Linked DNA regions of Homo sapiens: region 2 is linked to region 1. Evidence: chromatin contacts called from ENCODE Hi-C or POLR2A ChIA-PET data. All regions are on one chromosome and are shown on one strand. The core of a region is the stretch at or near the end of the contact, and the rest is flanking DNA. Distances in the headings are between cores, read along the strand shown. Region 1 has its middle 180 kb from the start of MIR5702. Region 2 overlaps AGFG1 (ArfGAP with FG repeats 1).

The links. Hi-C counts contacts between places; a loop is a spot of excess contacts on that map. ChIA-PET counts read pairs that join two places held with the same protein, here RNA polymerase II (POLR2A).
Region 2: a loop to region 1 is called in a map of heart right ventricle, with 9 times the contacts of the local background. The contact joins two enhancer-like sites. A Hi-C loop is called at or near these places in 1 of 168 maps with a recorded cell type or tissue (heart right ventricle). POLR2A ChIA-PET finds 5 or more read pairs at or near these places in 1 of 52 experiments (Caco-2).

What each region holds. Positions count from the first base shown.
Region 1 is chr2:226,474,316-226,481,034 of GRCh38, reverse strand. No RefSeq gene overlaps it. Among named protein-coding and RNA genes, the nearest start is that of MIR5702, 180 kb to the left of the region's middle. RefSeq lists a silencer at 2,628-2,922 and an enhancer at 2,560-3,110. Within about 2 kb of position 2,559, at least 15 of the 41 ENCODE cell types and tissues checked have a DNase peak (open chromatin) inside an H3K27ac peak, as active enhancers do; they include heart right ventricle, where a contact is called at or near this core.
Region 2 is chr2:227,500,997-227,507,715 of GRCh38, reverse strand. The region is part of intron 2 of AGFG1 (ArfGAP with FG repeats 1); the gene reads right to left. Among named protein-coding and RNA genes, the nearest start is that of AGFG1, 32 kb to the right of the region's middle. Within about 2 kb of position 4,100, at least 13 of the 41 ENCODE cell types and tissues checked have a DNase peak (open chromatin) inside an H3K27ac peak, as active enhancers do; they include heart right ventricle, where a contact is called at or near this core.

The DNA.
Region 1 (6,719 bases), core at 1,310-3,809:
TCTGACCCACCAAATTGATTTCATAACCCAGCTGGTTGTGGCCCACAGTTTGAAAAGCATTATTTCTCCTTTTGGCTTTAGGAAGATCTATTTATTTCATCTGGTTTCAGAGCAATCTGTTCTGTTTTAAAGGTTATCAAAGATTCATATTATTGTAGCCATCTTCAAAACACTTGTTCTACTAGAAATAATCAATGTGTAAATTAAATGTTATTTTAATAGTCTCTAATTGCTAAATTTCTTCCAGTGCTCCTCTTATATATTTTGTTGGAGAGATAAGCAAGTAAAAAGTTATCTAATCCTGGTTTTACTTAGTGCATAAGAGATTTTACCATATTCCATAATGGAATATAAGGAGTGAAGTGCCAAAAAGTTCAGGTGCCCTGAGAGCTGGCCAGTAGCCACCACATATAATGTATTTGAATTCACACAACAAGGAATCAGTTTCCAAGAAACATGCAAAAGGATGTTCTTGAAATAACTACCTGGAGAATTCAAAGTCTTAGCAACTGATTATAATTCTTGACTCCAAACCTACAGAAGAAAAAATACTGAGGAAAACCATTTCTATGATCCAGAAAGTTAACACCACAAATCAACTTACAAAAACACTTAATGACATACCATGGCCATTCTGCTGTGCTTAGGTTATAATGGGGCAATGACTTATTGGGAAACTTTCATTGGAAAATAGATAGTCGAGGACAGGTCCTCCTCTCTGAAGTCAGAGAGAACTAGTCACCCTCTTCCTGACCTCCATGATCTTACTGCCCACTGATAGGCTATCCTGAGTAGAAGGGAGATAAGATGGCCCTTCTGGACAACTCAAAGGGATCCCTTTTGAAAGTGAAAATGTTTTGAAGTTTTTTCATGCCTGAGCTAAATACAGGCACTGCATCTTCTTATATGTAAACATGGGGCTTTTGATAGGTAGACACCATCTTCTAAATCCAGCAACACCACTGAAGTCTGATGGCCGGTAGAAGAATAATGTAAATTTTTCCAAAATGCTTTGAATCTCTGGTTCAGTCAATATAATTTTATTCTTTAGAGCTACACGGTCCCATAAAGTAGGATTAGCCACATAGGGCTATGCCAACTAAAAGTAATTAAAATTAAACAAAATGAAAAATTCAGTTCTTTAGTCAGAGTGATTCCACATCAAGTGCCTAGTATCCATTACTGTGGAAGGTTCTATTGGTTCTGTACAGTGCTGTCTATAGCCATTTCATTTTATTAACATCTGATGTCTTTGGTTGCTTGCTTGATTGCTAAAAAAGGAAAAGTGGAAGGACGGTGGAGCCTTGCTTGTCCATGTTAGGAAAACGTTTATTTCAGCCTCTACAGGGCTTCTTATCTAAAAGTCTTCTATGCTCACTCTTATTGGGTCCTTTACATGGGTCCATTCCAGCTCCTGCCTTGATCCTGTCTAATCAATCCTTCTCACTGCTTCCAGCGTTAGCATTCTTTTTTTTTTTTTTTTTTTTTTTTTTTTTTTTTTTTTTTTTTTTTTTTTGAGACGGAGTCTGGCTCTGTTGCCCAGGCTGGAGTGCAGAGGCACGATCTCGGCTCACTGCAAGCTCCGCCTCGCGGGTTCACGCCATCCTCCTGCCTCAGCCTCCCGGGTAGCTGGGACTACAGGCACCCGCCACCACGCCTGGCTAATTTTTTGTAATTTTAGTAGAGACGGGGTTTCACCGTGTTAGCCAGGACCAGGGTTAGCATTCTTAACCACAGGGCAATGGAAGTTATTTTTTTCCTAGGAAAACTTCAACTCTTCCCCATTACTCACAGAGTAACTTTTACTTACCTTGATTTGGATTTGATCTGGCCCGAACCAACCCTTTCAGCTCTTTTTCTGTTTCTCTGACTATCCTATGCCCTGGCCACACTCAAATTCAAACACCCTTGGCTGCCTACCCACATAACTTTAGTCTTTTGCTCATGCTGTTCCTTGGAGCTCTAGGAAACGTGTCCATGCATCTTGGTTCAGTTTATGTGCCAGAACCTTTGTGAAAACTTCACAATCTCGCTGAACCAAAGTGTGTCACTACCTTGTCTAAGTGCTCACAGCACTTGCAGTTCTATTACATTTTTTTTCCACTTAAATTTTTACGTGTTTAACTCTCCTACTGGGTGATAAGCTTTTTGATGCACAAGATCTTGCACCTCTGTGTCCTGCATAGCTTTCTACACATAGCTGTTTAACAAGAAATACACAAAGAGAGTTGAATTTAATTTGGGGTGAGGATAGAAAAAATGGTTAACTGGAGTCAGGGAGGGTGTGCTTAGAGAACCATTGCTGGGGGTTGTGTAGGATTATAAAGGATGCAGACTGGAGGAGGACTGAGGTTAAGATGAGAAATCTACCCTTGGCAGTGCTGAAAAACATAACAGAATTGTGCGGCAGCACTGCAGGCTGCCAATGTTTCATAGGTCACAAAACACCACGAGGCATTCCTCCTGATGGAGGTCAACCTCCAGCAGAGTGAGTCACTCTCTCCCTGTGCCCATGAGGCCCTTAATCCATGGCTCTGCAATATTCCAAGGCCTCAGGCTGAGCACTTCCTGGTGTCAGGGCCACCCTCTTGCTCTATCCTGCCTCCTTACCATGCACACTGCCCCATCCATCCTAGGGCCCAGTTTCATGCATCCCATAAGGAAGTTTGCAGTAAATTCTGACTGAATAAATTCAACTGTGAGCTAAGACCTGAGTGAAGGTAACCACAGGCAGAATCTAAAGCATGTAGATTGCCGAGTACAAACAGGAATGCGGAATATGTTGCCGGAGTAATTTTATTTATTTTCAAACAGCGCAGGGTCTTTGGGTCATCTCCACCATTTAACCCAGCGATATCTTGGCATCCCTGGAATGCTGAATGCTGTTTGATCAGTCATCACGTCTCCTTTCCACAAAAGGGCCTGTTTTTACTGAAGATAAAACTCTCTTTCCTCGTCTTCAAAAGGAAGCTCAGTACATTACAAAAAAAAAAAAAAAATTCCCCCTTTGACTTTTTCTCACTCTAAGTTTCCCAGGGGTCGATGTGAAGTGAAGGAGAATGTGGAGAATTGGAGCTGGAAGTGTTAGGAACCTAGAGCTCTTTTCCACGAATGGGAGGGAAGTTCATCAAAGCACATGTGTGGTCAAAGAAGCTTAAAAATAAACCTGATTTCTAACACAGAAAAGAAAAACTCATTAAGCTTTCAATAAGCTGCTTTTTTCAAGGAATAAAAAAATAAAAAAAGAGAAAGAAATGTCTGCCAACAGAGGAAAAGGCAATACACTCTTCCAAAAGGATCTTTTGAGTAAAAGGAACATGTAAATTCCAAGAAAAGTTAGTTAGAAAGAACAGTTTATTCTCACTGGTTCCTTCTCATCACATCAGTATTTATTTCCCCAAATGCCCTTTATTTATTCATTTTAAAGTATTATAGGTGTCTACATGTTGGTCAGGGCATAAGGAACTTTTCTTACCGCAAAGACCCTTTGGGACACCAAGCAGAGACCTCAGCTATCCTTTTAAATTCTCAGGACTCTGAAACCTAATGTCTGCGTAGACTAACAGGAGGACTGCTGGAAGAAGGCAGGAGCCCAAGTAGTTAGCACATAGGCCGCTTACCAAGAAAATCACCAGGGTGTTCCAGCGTGAGCTGGTTTGACATCAATCCATACGATGGGGTTAGCGTGTGCCAGCTTCAGACTGTGTAACTTCTATTTACCGAAACTGTAACACATACTCATTGTGAGCTACAATTATCCACAGTTTAGTATGTTTATGAAACTATTTTGTGGTTATTTATTAAAAATAAAATTTATGTGTGCTTATTGAAGCTATATTTTGGCAGGCAAAAGAGGTTGGCAGAAATGTCTGAGTCAACAGCGGGCACTAGCCACTCTTTATGTCGTCATATAAAAACTTGTCAAATAATATTTAGTTTTTAATCTTCAGTTGCAAACATAAGGTTAGTCATGAAAAATATTCTGTGAGTTGGTCTCCTTGAAACAGGAGACTGGGTGTTTGGATTTAACTAAAGGTGATAATTAAGTTTCTGGCTTGTTTAAGGGTGATCTGTTATCCCTTTTCTCCCACCAACTTCTACTACCTGTTTTTTTATCCATGTTCCTCTTCCTTATGTCTTTAAGAGCTGTTTCATAATGATTTTTCATAATATGAGCTGTTTATCTACCAATACAAAAATGCAAAGACAAATGTATTACTCATGATCAAGGATAAATTATCCTGCCTGTATGGTCATGGTAGTATTCTCTTGGAGATCTTTTGGGAGCAAATGGATTATTTATTTTTTCTGAAATTTTTAGTTAATTATTTTATTTATTTATTGAGACAGGGTCTTGCTCTGTTTCCCAGGCTGGAGTGCAGTGGTGCAATCACAGCTCACTGCAGCCTCAAATTCCTAGGCTTAAGCCGTCCTCCCACCTTAGCCTTCCAAGTAGCTGGGAGCACAGGTGCATGCCACCACACCTGGTTAATTTATTTTTCGTAGAGATGGTGTCTCCCTATGTTGCCCAGGTTGGTCTCAAACTCCTGGGCTCTAGTGATCCTTCCACTTCAGCTGCCTGAGTAGCGGGGAACACAGCCACGTGCCACCGCACCTGGCTAATTTTTCATTTATTGTAGAGATGGGGTCTCCCTATGTTGCCCAGGCTGGTCTTGAACTCCTAGGCTCTAGCAATTCTCCCACTTCAGCCTCCCAAAATGCTGGGATTACAGGTGTGAACCACCACACCCAGCTAGTTATTTAAATCACTATACTTACTTTCCAAGGGCCTTTTAAGAAGGAGGTTCTTCTTCTTTTTTTTTTTTTTGTTTTTTTTGTTTGTTTGTTTGTTTTTGGAAGGAGGTTCTTCTTAAAGTGGCCACAGTTAGCTTCAGGAATGTATAGTCCATCATAATTAACTATGTGTACTTACACACAAACTGGAATCATAGGAGTTTGTTCATAGGGATCCTGAATGGATAGAAAAATGGCATTAAGTAAGGGGCCTTGGGATTAGAAAGGATATTCTATGAATAGGTGGAAAAAGGAATTCTTTGTCTTTGACTCTACTTGCATAAAGATTCAACAGGAGAAGAGGAAAGATTTAGTATGGAATTGTTCAAGAATAAATCTTTCGTAAAGGGGAGATTCTGAGATGTGATAAATTGGAGTTGAAAAGACAGCCCAATGTACTTCTTGCTACTTCCTTAAATACCTTGAGTATGAGTCACTGCTGAGGTTGTGCTTTAGTTTTCCTTGAAAGAATTTCTGATCTCAACCATAGAAGACATTTGTAAATTTTATATGTCAATTGTCTCTCGTGTCTCTGGAGTTTTGCTTTGGTTCTAGTAGAAGAGCTGTTTTGAGCATGCCCTTGTTGACAGCGATTTGGTCCTGCAACAGAGTATTTGCTGCCAAGTAACCTAATCCACACACATTTTATTTATTTATTGAGTATCTTTTGTGAGCAAAGCTCTGTGCCAGGTGCTATAGAGAATGTACACCTAAGAGCCATTCCTCTAAGAAGGATGTAAAGTGAAAAAATGTGTTATCTATGAGTGGTCTCTATACCATAGTCTACAGAAGTTTGGATGCCATCATAGGGTTGAAACCTTATTTTGGATCCACCAAACACAATAATTCTGAGAACTGCAGGAATTTGGTATATTTGAAAACAAACATGCAGCAGAATAGGGCAAGAGAGTGGAAGGGAGGAATGTGTCTGGATCAGTAGGATCCAAATGAACCCATCACATGGTTTCAAAAGTCTTGTAGATAGCGTTCCCGAGGATGCAATTTGAGCCAGAGTCTGGTGAGAAGGATGTTCACTAGAAGGACTAGTCTTGGATTAACACATGTGGAAGCAGGAGAAGGAAGAAGGATTGGGCAGAGAGATAAGGGGCACTGGGGTTTGGGCCCAGTGACAGCCTTGGTTGACCCCATGAGGAGCAGTGGAACTATAATGGTTCTCCAGGGGGGTCCCCAGTTGGGTTGAGATGATTGGGCTTTTATACCTTCACATTGACCAATCACTGGATGAGGGCCTCCCCAGGATGGAGTGTGACCTCCTGGGTCAAGGCAGTTCTTTGCAGCTGCAACAACCCTGAAGGGGCTGGCAACACTCTCAGCCCATGGACAACAAGTCTTTATTGAAGGGGGATCTGAGTGGTGCACCTTGGTGTCTACCTCAAAAATCTTATTTGCATTAAAAAAATCATGTTTTCAGTTTTGGGAGAATAGTTTAGTGAGGAACAGAGTAGGAGTGGAAACCAATTAGAACACTTTTGAAATTGTTCAATGGAAGATGATCATGATGGTTTGAACTGCAAAGTTACTGTAAAATTGCAGAGTAGTAAATGGAACCGAAAGGCATTTTTTGACACAGATTTTATAGGAATAGGAAATGGATTCCATGGGTTACACAAGGGATAGAAATATACCTAGGATAAATCTGAGTCTTGCCATGAGCAAGTGGGAAAATAGAGATACCATTTATAGAGGAGGGACTTCTTGAGAAGAATTGTGAGCAGGGGCAGAAATGGGACTGAAGACTATTGGTGATTCAGCCAAGTGGTGTGCAGCCATGCAGGAAGTTGGATACACAATTCTGGAGCTTAGGAAGAAGGTCTGGAATGTTGTTTTATAATATGTTGCTGTGTTGCTGCAGAACCTCAGCAGGTGATAACTCCTAGGGAGGGAATGTGATAAACTGGGAAGGA
Region 2 (6,719 bases), core at 2,851-5,350, 1.0 Mb before region 1:
GAAGAATAAAACTATTGCATCTTAATGTAAATAACTTTTATTTATAAAAACAGCTTTTTCCAAAACAAAAAAAATTAGTGAAAAGGCGCTTTTTTTTTTTTTTTTTTTTTTTTGAGACAGAGTCTCGCTCTGTCGTCCAGGCTGCAGTGCAGTGGCGCCATCTCGGCTCACTGCAAGCTCCGCCTCCCGGGTTCATGCCATTCTCCTGCCTCAGCCTCCCAAGCAGCTGGGACTACAGGCATGTGCCACCACGCCCAGCTAATTTGTTAGTATTTTTAGTAGAGACAGGATTTCACCATGTTAGCCAAGATGGTCTCGATCTCCTGACCTCGTGGATCCACCTGCCTCGGCCTCCCAAAAGTGCTGGGATTACTGTTGTAATTTTTGTAAACTTCATTAATGCCTTGTTAGGTAGGAGCCAGCTGATTTCTCATCTGCTTCCGCATTTTTATGTTATGTAGCTTCTGGAAAACTCTGTATACCCATGAAAACAGGAGTAAAAAAACAGCAAACTGAGTCTCAGTATTATTAAATTTTTTTTTTTAACTTTAAAGAACCTCTGAAAAGGTCTCAAGGATCCCTTACAAGTCCCAAACTGTACTTGGAAAACTACTGAGTTAGACTATCACCATTTTACAATTGCTAATTAGTGGATGTAGGCACTGAGCATTAGCTGCTAACATGACCAAAAATTAAAACTTTTAAAGTGGTTTTTGATTAAAAAAACACCACACAACCTATGAAATAGTGGATCTTTCCCATTCCTGAAATTAAGCCTGAATCTTAAGAAACTACTACAGCCAACCACCGGTTTATAGGTAACTGGGAGAACAGAGGAACGTTGACACTACGTGGATGGCATTAGCAAAATCCAGAAGGTGGAATAAATGACTTGGTTAGCAGGAGGGCAGAGAATAAGAATGAGTGACTGGAGAGGAAACTTAGAGGATAAAAAAAGACTTAAAAGGGCGAGCAGTGTAGATTTCCACCAGTAGTGGCAAAAAGCCTCAGGTTAAAACCCCAACTCTCCAGCAGATAACAACTATAAACTCTGGACAAAGTCTATTAAGACACTACAGAGCAACCACAAACAAGCTGAAGAGGAAAGAAACAGCACTAGGTATGTGCCTATGTGCTTTTTTTTTTTTTTTTTTTTTAAGGAACATCACTTGAAAGCAGTCATGCAGGGCTGCTAAAACTCAAACAGAAATACACAAGCCTTAAAGCTTAAAGTACAAGAAGACAAGAGGTTCACCACAGCCATAGCAACTGGAAAGTGAGGGCTAAATCCCAGAAGAGAGATGGCCAGAGAAAGAAAATAGGTACCACAAAACTTGCATATCCACTTTTCCCAAGTCTCTGGCTCACTCCTGACCTATGTGTGCATGGGGCTGACTTCAAACAGTTCAATTAAAGAACTGAGCAGATTTCAGCTGGCACTCATCATGGGAGCAGCAGAATTTGCTAAAGTAAAAAACAAAACAATTAAAACCAATAGTTTATGAAGGAACAAAACAGAATCCAGAGGCACTACATATACAAAGAAACAGGAAATTATGACCCATAATCAAAAGAAAAATCAAACAGCGACAGATTCTGCAATGATAAAGATTTTAGAATAAGCAGGCAATAACTTAAAATAGCTAGTATACTTATATTCAAAAACATATTACAGGCTGGGTGCAGTGGCTCATGCCTGTAATCCCAGCATTTTGGAAGGCCAAGGCAGGTGGATCACGAGATTAGGAGTTCAAGACCAGCCTGGCCAAGACAGTGAAACTGAAACCCTGTCTCTACTAAAAATACAAAAATTAGCCAGGCATGGTGGCGGGTGCCTGTAATCCCAGCTACTCGGGAGGCTGAGGCAGAGAATCACTTGAACCTGGGAGGCGGAGGTTGCACTGAGCCAAGATTGTGCCACTGCACTCCAGCCTGGACGACAGAATAAGACTCCGTCTCAAAAACAAACAAACAAACAAAAAAAACAAAATAAAAAGACCATATCATATAAGAAAACATCCTTGCAATAAATAAAAATGAACAAAATCTGAGCAGAGAAATGGAAACTCTAGAAATAACAGAAAAAATACAAATGCTAGAGATGGAAAAGACAATATCTAAAGTTAAAAATTAGAGCTTAGAGATAACAGAAGAGTGAGCTTAGGATAAGAGAGAAATTGTCCAATCTGGAAAGTAAAAAGATGGAGGGAAAAAAATTAAGAGCCTCTGGAAACTGCAGAACAGTATCAAAATGCCTAACATCCATGCAATTGGAATCTCAGAAGGAGAGCTGAGAGAGAATGAGGCAGAAAAAATATTTGGAAGGAAAATGATAAAATTTTCCCAATTTGGTAAATGAAAAATGTACAGATTCAAGATCATCATCAACCACAAGTAGGATAAATACATACACATACACAAAGCATATCCAGGTGCATCACAGTCACATTCTGAAAACAAAAATAAAGTGTTTCACAACTACCCATCACTACAAAGAAAAAACAATATAAGTATGAGATAAAGTAAATTTCAAAAAAGAGTATTATCAAACATAAAAAAGATATTACATAATGGTGGCATAATCAAGAAGACATAATAATTATATAACAGCACCAATAATAAAGTTTCAAAATACATGCAGCAAAAAATGATGTATTTATTACAGAAAAAAATATGTAAATCCACACCAGCTGTCCAATTCTATCTGCAGTTGCTTAACTAGACGAAATCAGTAACGTGGATCCACAACATCTAAACACCATCAATCACAGAGCTATAATTGTCATTTATAGAACACTACACCCAACAACTTCAGAAAACACACTCCTTTCAAGTACACACTGTACACTCACCAAGACAGAACACGTGCTGGACCATAAAGAGATCTCAATAAAAAGGAAAGCAGTGAAAATATATCAAAAATGTTCACTGATGATACAGAATTAACTCAGCAATCAATTACAGAAAAGGACCTAGGAAAACCTCAAATATGTAAAAATTAAACCACTACTTCTAAATAAATCAATGGGTCAAAGAAGGCCCACAAGGGCAATTAGAAAACATTTTGAACCAAATGATAAAATACATCAACATTTGTATAGCACAGTTAAGTAGAGCTTAGAGGGAAAATGATCACTTTAAAATGTTAATAGTTGACAATATGAGTTTGAACTGTGCATGTCCGCTTAAACACAAATTTTTTCAATAAAAGTTACACCAAGTTGGCTGGGCACAGTGGCTCAAGCCCATAACCCCAGCACTCTGGGAGGCCAAGGCAGGCGGATCATTTGGGCCCAAAAGTTAGAGACCAGCCTGGGCAACATAGTGAAGCTCTATCTCTACTCAAAATACAAAAATGAGCCAGGCGTGGTGGTGTATGCCTGTGGTCCCAGGTGCTTGGGAGGCTGAGGTGGGAGAGTCACCTGAGCCCAGGAAGTCAAGGCTGCAGTAAGCCATGATCCAGCCACCGCACTCCAGCCCGGGAGTGACGGAAGTTGAGACCCTATCTCAAAAAAAAAAAAAAAAAATTTACACCAAGTGTCCCTGCCTCTTCCGCCTCCCCTCCACCTCTCCAGTCTGTTATCTCCAAGACAGCAAGACCAGTCCCTCCCTCCTCCTCTTCCTCCTCCTCAGCCTACTGAACACAATCTACTTCCACTTAATAAACAGTAAATACATTTTCCCTTCTTTATTAATGTCTTAATAACATTATCTTTCCTCTAACTCTGTATTCAAAGAGCAAGCTGTAGAATCAATGACCTCAGGTCCCACCTTTAGTAAGCTAAAAATGAGGAAATAACCCAGAGTAAACAGAAGGAAATAATAAAAGAGCAAAGTAATTATAGATCCCATACACATTAAGAGAACAAGACTATTATGAATAACTTTATGTCAATAAATATGACAACTTAGATGAAATGAGCAAATTCCCTGAAAAGTACAATTTATCAAAACCAATATGACAAACAGATAATCTGCACTGTGGTCATTTTCACTCTCCACCACAGTGACACTCAGATCCTGGTGTGCCTTTCCAACTTCCCAAAGAGCCCAGTCATCTCAATTTGGGCAGCTGGTCAAAGGTGACTGAGTCATCAACTCCCAGATTCCACCACTTGGTGCCCAAAGCTGCCAACAGTGGAGGGAGAAATGAGGAAGGAAGGGAGAGAAAATCCAGCTTGGTCTCCATGTCTCACAATGGTAGCTCAATCAGGTAGACCATATAAAAACAGGCAACAGGCCAAATTTGGCCCACAGGCTTTAGTTGGTCAACCCCTGACCCAGAATATCTAACGCAATCTTTAAAAACAGAAAACTGAAGGATTTGTACTACCTGACTTCAAGATTTACTAGGAAAGCAGAGTAACCAAAAGACAGTGTTGTATGGCATAAGGGTTAACAAATACACAAATGACACTATATAATAGAGAGCATATAACCCGTAATTATACGGTCATTTCTTTTTTTTTTTTTTTTAATTGAGACAACTTCTCACTTTGTTGCCCAGGCTAGAATGCAGTGGTGCAATCACAGCTCACTGCAGCCTAAAACCTCCCCAAAGCTCAGGTGATCCCCCCACCTCAGCCTCCCAACTAGCTGGGAATACAGGTGCACACCACCATGCCTGGCTAACTTTTGTATTTTTTGTAGAGACAGGGTCTCACCATGTTGCCCAGGTTGGTCTTGAACTCCTGGGCTCAAGCCATCTGCCCACCTCTGCCTCCCAAAGTGCTAGGATTACAGACGTGAACCACCATGCCCTGCCTGGTCATTTCATTTTTGACAAAGACTCCAAAGCAACACCGAGGAAAGAAAAGTGTTTTCAACAATAGAGCTAGAAGTGTATATATTCATGTAAAAATATGAAACTCAATCCCTATCACACCATACACTAAAATTAATTTGAGATGGATCACAGATGTAAATGTAAAGCTTCTAAAATAAATAAGATTATCCTCATGATTTGAGAGGAAGCAGATTTTTTAAGACAGAGAAGAGGAACCATTCACTATAAAACAAAAAACTAATAAATTGTATTTCATCAAAATGACAAAACTTCCGCTTGCCAAAAGATATCAAAAAGAAAATAAATGAGGGCCAGGCATGGTGGCTCATGCCTGTAATCCCAGCACTTTGGGAGGCCGAGGCAGGTGGATCACCTGAGGTCAGGAGTTCCAGATCTGCCTGGCCTACATGGCAAATCCTCATCTCTACTAAATTACAAAAAATTAGCTGGGACTGGTGGTGTGCGCTTGTGGTCCTAGCTACTCGGGAGGCTGGGGCACAAGAACCAACTGAACCCAGAAGGCGGAGGTTGCAGTGAGCCAAGATCGCGTCACTGTACTCCAGTCTGGGCAACAGAGTGAGACTCTGTCTCAAAAAATTAAAAACAAAAAACAAAAAACCACAGACTGGGAGAAAATATTTACTAAGGATATATCTGACAAAGAAGAATGAACAAATTATAATTTATTCATAGAATAGAAGCCAATACTTGGTAATAAACAGGAAAAAGTACAAGCATCCACGTGCATAACTCTCAAAAGAAGGTTTACTTTGGTTGGGCACTGTGGCTCAGGCCTGTAATCCTCGCACTTTGGGAGGCCAAGACAGGTGGATCGCTTTAGTCAGGAGTTTGAGACCAACTTGGGCAACACAGTGAGATCTCGTCTCTACAAAAATAAACAGTATTAGCCAGGCATGGTGGCACGCACCTGTAGTCCCAGCTACTTGGGAGGTTAAGGTGGGAGAACTGCTTAAGCACAGGTGGTCAAGGCTGCAGTGAGCTGTAATCGCACCACTGCACTCCAGCCTGGACAACAGAGTAAGAACCTACCTCAAAAAAAATAAAAAAGGAAGGAGGGTTATTTTAAAAATCACATTTTAACTTACTTTATATGAATGTGAATAAAAAAACAAAACAGTGCCTCAGAAGTAGACTCCGTCTCTACTAAAAATAAAAAAATGGGCCACGCGTGGTGGTGTATGCCTATGGTCCCAGCTGCTCAGGAGGCTGAGGTGGAAGAATCACCTGAGCCCAGGAAGTCAAGGCTGCAGTAAGCCGTGATCCAGCCACTGCACTCCAGCCTGGGAGTGACAGAAGTTGAGACCCTGTCTCAAAAAATTCAGGGAAGGACTGAATAGGAAGAAGTGTCCAGTGACTGTCTGTAATGATGTTTATGTGTATATTTGTATAGGGCTTTGGATTACCAAATTGGAAGCAATGATCAAAACTCATCCAAAAGTACACTTAAGATTCTTAAGTTTCACTGTATGTAAATTATACCTCAAAAAATTGAACGAATACTGAATTCTAATTAATGATAGATATACTGGGTTAGGCCCAATGGCTCATGCCTATAATCCCAACACTTTAGGAGGCCAAGGTGGACAGATCACCTGAGGTCAGGAGTTCAAGACCATCCTGGCCAACATGGCAAAACCCCATCTCTACTAAAAATACAAAAACTAGCCCAGCAAGGTGGTGGGTGCCTGTAGCCCCAGCTACTCTGGAGGCTGAAGCAGGAGAATCTCTTGAATCCAGGAGGTGGAAGTTGCAGTTAGCCAAGATCACACTACTCCAGCCTGAGCGACAAGACCAAGACTCTGTCAAAAAAAATTAGGCTGGGCACGGTGGCTCACGCCTGTAATCCCAGCACTTTGAGAGGCTGAGGTAGGTGGATCACCTGAGATCAGGAGTTCAAGACCAGCCTGGCCAA